3 separate regions of the Homo sapiens genome follow, and all the other regions are linked to region 2. A link is a contact called in ENCODE Hi-C or POLR2A ChIA-PET data. All regions are on one chromosome and are shown on one strand. The core of a region is the stretch at or near the end of the contact, and the rest is flanking DNA. Distances in the headings are between cores, read along the strand shown. Region 1 holds the start of ZNF492 (zinc finger protein 492). Region 2 holds the start of ZNF91 (zinc finger protein 91). Region 3 holds the start of ZNF254 (zinc finger protein 254).

Region 1 (3,054 bases), core at 382-2,881, 760 kb after region 2:
TAATCTGCACACCAAACCCCCATGACACAATTTTAGCTGTATAACAAACCTGCATGTGTACCCCTGAACCAAAAATAAAAGTTAAAAGAGATTCATCTTTTCCCCAGGGTATCCACTTGAGAGGCTACACTCCATATCTCAGGTTGTCCTACGAAAGAAAATGACTTTAGGAGCTGATATTCACTAGATACTCTAGCAGACATCGCCATAGCGGTTATCTTGGTTTATTCAGAGACAGTACTGAAAGCCAGGACCAAGAATAAACGACAGGGTTGCTAAGCACAAATCACCCCATAACGTTTGCAAAATAAAAACATCTTGACACTAAAACATTCTCATAAGATCTTTATGCCTAGGGAAGACAAAAGAAAAAGAGGCACAGAGATTTTTTACAATTCACTATCGGGATATTCCTTGCTTTCTTCTCATGGGAAATATTTACAAACAGAAAACATATCTTTTTAAATATGCCATCTAATGCTTTGTCAAAAAATGATTAATTAAAATACAGTATGAAAAATGTACACTAAAGGACAAATAATAATGTAAATTAGGGAAAAGAAGTTGGCATTTGAGATTTTCAGAAGGAACTGAAAATTCAGTATTTTACTGCAAGCCAGAGTTAAGCTGGAGAAATGGGGTGTGGGGGGTTGACTTGAGAACCTGCTTGGGACCTATGTGAAAAATGCCAGGGAAAATCAGCCCCATGTGGCGGCAAATAGACTGAGGTGGCTCTAATCTTTGGATTCCTAATTTTAAAAAATCAAACTCAAATGCATTTTTTTTTTTTTAGAAATTACTACATTGGGGGAAACAAAATTCAGGCTTAACTAACGATAAACTGCCAAGTAAGCTCTGATTACACAACCAGGAAATTTGTAGGCTCAAGGTGAAAATTAAGAAACTACGTAAATATACCTAACCGATTATTGAATTTGGGTATTTTCATCTGCATCTTTCCTTCAAGATCCTCCCATGGACCGACCACAAACTACAACCCACAGCTGGGTGCTCTATAACTTTTGAACCACTCCTTGCTTAAATTTTTAAGTATTTTCGCGATAACTCCCATAAATTTTTAATAGAAGAAAAGAGGAACTAGGAACCCCATAAACCAAACCAAAGCTCTTCCCATTCGTGAACCCGCACCCCGAGTCAGGATTCTCCCCTGACCACCCTCCCGTGGTCCCTGCACAATCTGGGAGAGACACGACGCTGCGGGTGCAGAGCTGCCCAGAGAGGGCTCCAGGCCAGGGCACCGTCACTGCGCAGGGAAGAGACAGGACGCCCGGGGGTCCGGCTGCCAGCGCAGCCGCCAATCTGATGGCTGAAGGGGACTGAGGCTGGGCTGGGCAAGGCGAACTTGGGGCGCAGATTGTGGAGCCGACTGCGGGGAGGCCTGAGTCCCGCCACAGCCTCTTGCCACCGGTTCCAACCAGCCCCTTCCCCTCTCTCGGGATGTCGGACCCGGCACTCTCACCGTTTCTAGGCTTCCAGGGGGTCCTAGCGTCTTAGCTGTGGATCTCCCAATACCTGCAGGTCACAGGGCCACAGAGGATGGGCCTCTAGGACCAGAGGACGCAGAACAGCGAACACTAGACCATACTCCGACTGCAGCGAGAGACAAAGACCCCGCCACATCCCGGAAGCCGCCCTTTCCGCTCCAGCTGCGTGCCTGATTGGACAGTTCCCAGGCCAGCGTCGCTGAATGGATAACGTTTAAGACCCCCCCCCCCCCCGCCCTCAGGCCCTGAGTGACAGAAGATGTAACCAAACGCTGGGCCGAATGAGGACAGAGTGACAGCCGAAGGTGCAGCCTTTTCAGGCAGGGCTTCCTGCCTGAGCTGAGCCAAGCACACCGCAGAAGGTGTTTGCCTTTAACGTTGTGTGTAAGGTCTCATATATTTGTAAATAATATACTATATGGCTGCTCACACATGAAAAGAATAGAATAATTATTTTTAAATTTAGGCTTTTTTGTGTGTGAGACAGAGTCTCACTCTGTCGCCCAGGCTGGAGCGCAGTGGCGCGATCTCAGCTCGCTGCGACCTCCGCCCCCGGGTTCAAGCGATTCTCCTGCCCCAGCCTCCCGAGTAGCTGGGATTACAGGCGCCTGCCACCGCGCCCGGCTAATTTTTTTGTATTTTTAGTAGAAGCGGGGTTTCGCCATCTTGCCCAGGCTGGTCTTGAACTCCTGACCTCAGGTGATCCATCCTCCTTAGCTTCCTAAAGTGCTGGGATTACAGGCGTGAGCCACCGACCCCAGCCGGAAGACATTTCATTCTGCTGCAATTTAGCAAAATATTTGAGTACATCTTGAAGTTGTCTTTTGATTTTTTTTTTTTTTTAAGACATGGTCTCACTTTGTTTCCCACGCTGAAATGCAGTGGTGTGATCTCGGCTCACTGCAACCTCAGCCTCCTGGCTTCAAGAGATTCTGGTGTCTCAGCCTCTCCAGTAGCTGAGAATACAGGCGTGCACCACCATGCCCAGCTGATTTTTCAATTTTTAGTAGAGATGGGGTTTTGCCATGTTTGCCAGGCTGGTCTCAAACTCCTAACCTCAGGTGATCCACTCGCCTCGGCCTCCCAAAGTGCTGAGATTATAGGTGTGAGCCACCCTGCCTGGCCTGCATTTTGATTTTTACAATGGCAGAGCTGCTGTTGAAGATTTCAAAGTCAGAAGCAGCCATGGGGCAAAGCTCCAGAAGCACACCTGGAAATCACACACAGTGAATACATCCCTCACCCTGAACCAATTGTTTTCACCCGAGTCTGCATGTAAAAATCACTTCGGAGGTCTTTTAAAATCCCCCAAACACAAGTTGCCACATACCAATTAAATCAGAATTCCTGCAATGGAACCTGGGCAATAGTGTAAATATCTCTAGGTGATGACAGAGCGCAGCCAAGGTCAAATGCCAGTGCTGTAAACCAGTACTTTTAGGTGACTAGTTGCAAATTTTTTCTCAAATGAATGAAAAAATGTTTGCCGCTAAGTCATGGCTTTGTCTTACCAATATTACCAAATTATTGTTCTATGCACAACCAACGT
Region 2 (3,343 bases), core at 621-3,120:
AATATACTGACATACTGATTCTTTGAAGAGCAATTTAGAACTCACTGTATTTAACATTAAAATATATAAATGTTTTTTATCTACAAATATTAATATAAAACAGTTCAAAATTACTTCCTAGGGATTTCACTAAAAATTAGTTTGTTAAGGGTTAATGTAATTAATAAAAGACCACTAGATGTAAAAAAACTAATTCTTCAAAGAGAATGTTTAAGGCCAGGTGTTGTGGCTCACGCCTTGTAATCCCAACACTTTAGGAGGCCGAGATAGGCAGATCATTTTGAGCTTAGGAGATCGAGACCAGCCTGAGCAACATGGCAAATTCCAGTCACTACTTCAAATAAGGAAATAAACCGGGCATGATCGCGCACGCCTGTAATCCCAGCTACTCCAGAAGCTGAGGCTGGAGAATCGCTTGAATCTGGGAGGTGGAGGTTGCAGTGAGCTGAAATCATGCCACTGCACTTCAGCCTGGGTGACAGAACAAGCTTCTCTCTTGGAAATTAAAAGAAAATAGAGAGAGTATAAACAAAAGCAAAATATGCTTTTGATGAAGAAAGTTAGAAACATTTGTCTGCTTTGAAATTACTTAAAGGTTCCTTCAAATTGAAAAAGTAAAAATAATGTAGATTAAAATGAAATATAAAAAGTTAAACAATGGACCGGCATCATGGCTTACCCATGTAATCCCACTACTTTGGGAGGCTAAGGCAGGTGGATCACCTGAGGCCAGGAGTTCGAGACCAGCCTGGCCAACATGGTGAAACCGCATCTCTACTAAAAATACAAAAAATTAGTCAGGTGTGGTGGTGCACCTGTCATCCCAGCTACTCCAGAGGCTGAGGGAGGAGAATCCCTTGGACCTGAAAGGCAGAGGTTGCAGTGAGCCGAGATCGTGCCGCTGGACTTCAGCCTGGGCCACAGAGCAAGACTCAGTCTCAAAAAAAAAAAATTAAAAAATTATAAGAGATCATAAAATATGTATAAAAATCTAGAGAGGTCAAAAAAATTTTAATGTATTTTTATTTTTATTTTTTGCTGGGGTGCAGTGGCATGATCTCAACTCACTACAACCTCCGCCTCCCGGGTTCAGGCGATTCTCCTGCCTCAGCCTCCGGAGTAGCTGGGATTACAGACGTGTGCCACCATGCTCAGCTAATTTTTATATTTTATTTTTCATTTTTTTGAAATGGAATTTCACTCTTATTGTTCAGTCTGGAATGTATTGGCGCGATCTAGGCTTACTGCAACCTTGGCCTCCCGGGTTCTAGCAATTCTCCTGCCTCAGCCTCCCGAGTAGTTGGGATTACAGGCACGCACCACCATGCTCAATAATTTTGTATTTTTAGTAGAGATGGGGTTTCACCATGTTAGCCAGACTGGTCTCGGACTCCTGACCTCAGGAGATCCACCTGCCTCGGCCTCCCAAAGTGTTGGGATTACAGGTGTGAGCCACGGCGCCCGGCTGAGAGACTTACAATGTTTTATCAAATTAGCTTTATTATTGATAATACACAATAAAGTAAAAGTTGATTTTCTCTGGAACAAAAATTTTATGTATTATTAATATACATCAAATATTTTTGTTCACATTTTGAATACATTGAAAGAGAGCAAAGAAGAGAGAGGATTTTCCCATGCTCTGAGGTGGGCCTGGCTGAGCTGAGGAAGCCCTGCCTGAAAAGGCTGCAGCCTACGCTGTCACTCTTTCTTCATTCAGCCCAGTGTCTGATCACATCTTCTGTCACTCAGGGCCTGAGAAGGCGGGGCCTTAAACGTTATCTAATCAGGGACGCTGGGCTGGGAACTGTCCAATCAGGCACAAAGCTGGAGCGGACAGGGCGGCTTCCGGGATGTGGCTGGGCCTTTGTCTCTCGCTGCCGCCGGAGTTTCCAGGTCTCGACTTCACTGCTCTGTGTCCTCTGCTCCAGGAGGCCCAGCCTGTGTGGCCCTGTGACCTGCAGGTATTGGAGAGCCACAGCTAAGATGCCAGGAACCCCTGGAAGCCTAGAAATGGTGAGACTGCCAGGTGCGACGTCCCGAGAGAGGGAACGGGGCTCGTTGAAACCGGTGGGATGCGGCTGTGGCGAGCCTCAGGCCTTCCTTCAGTCAGCTCCACAATCCGTGCCCGGGTTCTCCTTGCCCAGCTCGGCCTCAGTCCCCTTCAGCGATAAGATGGCGGCTGCGTTGACAGGCGGGCTCCGGGCGTCCTGTCTCTTCCCTGCCCAGTGACTGTGTCCTGGCCTGGAGCCCTCTCTGGGCAGCTCTGCTCCCGCAGCGCCGCGTCTCTCCCAGATTGTGCAGGGATCACGGGAGGGTCGTCAGGGGAGAATCCTGACTGGAGGTGCTGGCTCATGAATAGGAAGCACTTTAGTCCGTGGGGTTCCCAGGGCCTCTTTTTTTCTATTAAAAATTTATGGGCGTCACCGCGAAAAGATTAAATAATTTAATCAAAGAGTGATTCAAACATTGTAGAGCACCCAGCTATGGTTTGTAATTTGTGGTCTATGAAAGGCCTTGAAGGAGATATTTTTATAAGGTTCATGGTAAAGAAAACCAAATTCAGTAATTTGCTAGGTACAGTTATGTAGGTTTTGTTTTGTTTTGTTTTTTGAAAAGGAGTTTTGCTCTCTCGCGCGGGCTGGAGTGCAGTGGCGTGATCTCGGCTCACCGCAACCTCTGCCTTCCGGGTTCAAGCGATTCTCCTGCCTCAGCCCTAGTAGCTGGGATTACAGGCGCCTGCCACCACACCAGGCCAATTTTTTTATTTTTCGGAGAGACGGGGTTTCACCTTGTTGGCCAGGCTGGTCTGGAACTCCTGACCTTAGGTGATCCACCCACCTTGGCCTCCGAAAGTGCTGGAATTACAGGCGTGAACCACCGCACCTGGCCTAGTTTCTTAATTTTTACAATCTAGGTGGAAATATCCTTCTTATGTAATCAGAGCTTAATTGGCAGTTTATAGTTGCTTAAGCCTAAATTTTGCTTCTGCCAATGTAGTAATTTACCAAAAAATGCTCTTGAGTTTAGATTTTTATTTTTAGAAGTAGAAATCCGAGGACTAGAGCCACCTCAATCTAATTGCCTGCCACTTAATTTTTCTCACACTCAAAAGGGGACGATTTTTCCCTGAATTTTTTACATGTGTCTCAAGCAGGGCCTCAAGTCCACCCCTCATCCCCTGTTCCTCCAGCCTAACTCTGGCTTGCAGTAAAATACTAAATTTCCAGTTTCGTCTGACATTCCCAAATGCCAATTTCCCCTCCCTAATTCACTTTATCAACTATTTGTCCTGTAGTGTACATTTTGATACCGATTTTAATCATTTTTATTTTTAATTTTT
Region 3 (2,892 bases), core at 220-2,719, 690 kb before region 2:
TAAATAAATAAATAAAAATTAAAACAGGTATCAAAATCTACCCTAAAGGACAAATAGATGATAAAGTGAATTAGGGAGGGGACATTGGCATTTGGGAATGTCAGACAAAACGGGAAATTTAGTATTTTCCTGCAAGCCAGAGTTAGGCTGGAGGAATAGGGGATGAGGGGTGGACTTGAGGCCCTGCTTGGGATACATGTGAAAATTTCAGGAAAAAAGCAGTCCCCTGTGGAGTGTGAAAATAATTAAGTGGCAGGCAATTAGATTGAGGTGGCTCTAGTCCCCGGATTTCTACTTCTAAAAAAAAAATCTAAACTCAAGAGCATTTTTTGGTAAATTACTACATTAGCGGAAACAAAATTCTTGCTTAACCAAGAATAAGCTGACAATTAAGCTCTGATTACATAACCAGGATATTCCCACCTTAAATGTAAAAATTAAGAAACGAGGCTGGGCACGGTGGCTCACGCCTGTAATCCTAGCACTTTCGGAGGCCAAGGTGGGTGGATCACCTGAGGTCAGGAGTTGGAGACCAGCCTGGCCAACATGGTAAAACCCCGTCTCTACTAAAAATAAAAAAATTGTGGTGGCGGGCGCCTGTAGTCCCAGCTACTAGGGAGGCTGAGGCAGGAGAATCGCTTGAACCCAAGAGGCGGAGGTTGCAGTGAGTCGAGATCACACCACTGCACTCCAGCCTGAGCAAAAAAGTGAGACTCTGTCTCAAAAAAAAGAAAAAAAAAAAAAAAAAACGACAACCTAGATTGCTGTACCTAGCCAATTATTGAATTTGGTTTTCTTTATCATGAACCTTGTAACAATCTTTTCTTCAGGCCCCTTCCATGGACCACAAAAGTACAAACCACAGCTGGGTGTGGTACAATTTTTGAATCATTCTTTTATTAAAGTATTTAATATTTTTGCAGTGACGCCCATAAATTTTTAATGGGAAAAAAGAGGGCCTGGGAACCCCACAGACCAAAGCTCTTCCCGTTCATGAACCCGCAACCCGAGTCAGGATTCTCCCCTGACGACCCTCCCCGGGTCCCTGAACAATCTGGGAGAGACGCGGGGCTGCGGGTCCACAGCTGCCCAGAGAGGGCTCCAGGACAGGGCACAGTCACTGCGCAGGGAAGAAACAGGACTCCTGGGGGTCTGGCTGTCAGCGCAGCCGCCATCTTATTTCTGAAGGGGACTGAGGTCGAGCTGGGCGCAGATTGTGGAGCTGACTGGGGGGAGGCCTGAGTCCCGCCACAGCCGCTTCCCACCAGTTCCAACCAGCCCCCTCCCCTCTCTCGGGATGTCGGACTGGCATTCTCACCATTTCTAGGCTTCTAGGGGGTCCTGGCATCTTAGCTGTGGATCTCCAATACCTGCTGGTAACAGCGCCACAGAGGCTGGGCCTCTAGGAGCAGAGGACACAGAGCAGTGAAGACAGACCTGGGACTCCGGCGACAGCGAGAGACAAAGGCCCCGCCATATCCCGGAAGCCGCTTTGTCCAGTCCAGCTGTGTGCCTGATTGGACAGTTCCCAGCCCAACGTCCCTAGTTGGATAACGTTTAAGGCCCCGCCTACTCAGACCCTGAGTGATAGAAGATGTGATCACACCCTAGGCTGAAGAAAGAGTGACAGCCTAAGCTGCAGCCTTATCGGGCAGGGCTTCCTCCCTGAGCTGAGCCAGGCCCACCCCAGAGCATGGGAAAATTCTATATCTTTTTTGCTCTCTCTCTTTTTCAATGTATTCAAAATGTGAACAAACATATTTTATGTATATTAATAATACATATAATTTTTGTTCAAGAGAAAATCAACTTTTACTTTAGTAATAATGTATTATCAGCACTAAAGCTAATTTGATAAACCGTTATAAGTAAATCCATCAGCTGGGCGCGGTGGCTCACGCCTGTAATCCCAGCACTTTCGATGGCCAAGGCGGGCGGATCACATTAGGTCATGTGTTGGAGACCAGCCTGACTATCATGGTGAAACCTCATCTCTACTAAAAATACAAAATTAGCTGGGCGTAGTGGCACGTGCCTGTAATACCAGCTTCTCGGGAGGCTGAGGCAGGAGAACTGCTTGAACCTGGGAGGTGGAGGCTGCAGTGAGCGTGGATCGCGTCATTACACTCCAGCCTGGACAACAAGAGTAAAATTCCGTCTCAAAAAAATAAAAGAAAAAAAAATTAGCTGGGCATGGTGGCGCACGCCTATAACCCCAGCTTCTCGGGTGGCTGAGGCAGCAGAATTCCTTGAACCCGGGGGGCTGAGGTTGCAGTGAGTCAAGATCCTGCCACTGCACCCTAGCCTGGGCGACAGAGCGAGACTTTGTCTCAAAAAATAAAATAAAATAACAAAAATAAAGTCCATCAAATTTGTCTTTTTGACCATTCTAGATTTTTATACATATTTTATGATCTCTTATACTTTTTTTTATTTTTTATTTTTTGTCTAGACGAAGTCTAGCTCTGTCGCCCAAGCTGGAGTACAGTGGCGCCATCTTGGCTAACTGCAACCTCTGCCTCCTGGGTTCAAGCGATTCTCCTGCCTCAGCCTCCCGAGTAGCTGGGATTACAGGCGTGCATCACCAAACCTGGCTAATTTTTTGCATTTTTAGTAGAGACGGGGTTTCACTATGTTGCCAGGCTGGTCACGAACTCTTGGCCTCAGGTAATCCACCCGCCTCAGCCTCCCAAATTACTGGGATTACAGGCGTGAGCCATCGTGCCTGGCCATTTTTTAAATTTTTATGTTGTATTTTAATCTACATTATTTTTATATTTTCAATTTGAAACAACCTTTAAATAATTTCAAAGTAGACAAAATGTTTCTAACTTTCTTCATCAAAAGCATATTTTGCTTTTGTTTATACACTGTTTTTTTATTTCCAGGAGA

Evidence for each region. Hi-C counts contacts between places; a loop is a spot of excess contacts on that map. ChIA-PET counts read pairs that join two places held with the same protein, here RNA polymerase II (POLR2A). Pooled maps may share reads with other maps.
Region 1: a loop to region 2 is called in a map of CD8-positive, alpha-beta T cell, with 19 times the contacts of the local background. The contact joins the promoter of ZNF492 here to the promoter of ZNF91 in region 2. A Hi-C loop is called at or near these places in 4 of 168 maps with a recorded cell type or tissue (B cell, CD4-positive, alpha-beta T cell, CD8-positive, alpha-beta T cell and 1 more) and 9 of 50 pooled maps. POLR2A ChIA-PET finds 5 or more read pairs at or near these places in 2 of 52 experiments (CD4-positive, alpha-beta T cell and activated naive CD4-positive, alpha-beta T cell).
Region 3: a map of B cell shows a loop between it and region 2 (20-fold over the local background). The contact joins the promoter of ZNF254 here to the promoter of ZNF91 in region 2. A Hi-C loop is called at or near these places in 7 of 168 maps with a recorded cell type or tissue (B cell, CD8-positive, alpha-beta T cell, endothelial cell of umbilical vein and 3 more), 3 of 37 single-sample maps with no recorded cell type and 23 of 50 pooled maps. POLR2A ChIA-PET finds 5 or more read pairs at or near these places in 17 of 52 experiments (B cell, CD4-positive, alpha-beta T cell, CD4-positive, alpha-beta memory T cell and 11 more).

The regions. Positions count from the first base shown.
Region 1 is chr19:22,632,901-22,635,954 of GRCh38, reverse strand. ZNF492 (zinc finger protein 492) reads right to left here and starts at 1,631. Exons shown (of 4, transcript NM_020855.3): 1 at 1,481-1,631.
Region 2 is chr19:23,393,998-23,397,340 of GRCh38, reverse strand. It overlaps ZNF91 (zinc finger protein 91), which reads left to right and starts at 1,870. Exons shown (of 4, transcript NM_003430.4): 1 at 1,870-2,016. The coding sequence starts at 1,987. RefSeq lists an enhancer at 1,600-2,468.
Region 3 is chr19:24,085,764-24,088,655 of GRCh38, reverse strand. It overlaps ZNF254 (zinc finger protein 254), which reads right to left and starts at 1,469. Exons shown (of 4, transcript NM_203282.4): 1 at 1,319-1,469. The coding sequence starts at 1,348. RefSeq lists enhancers at 1,094-1,183, 1,244-1,293, 1,344-1,423.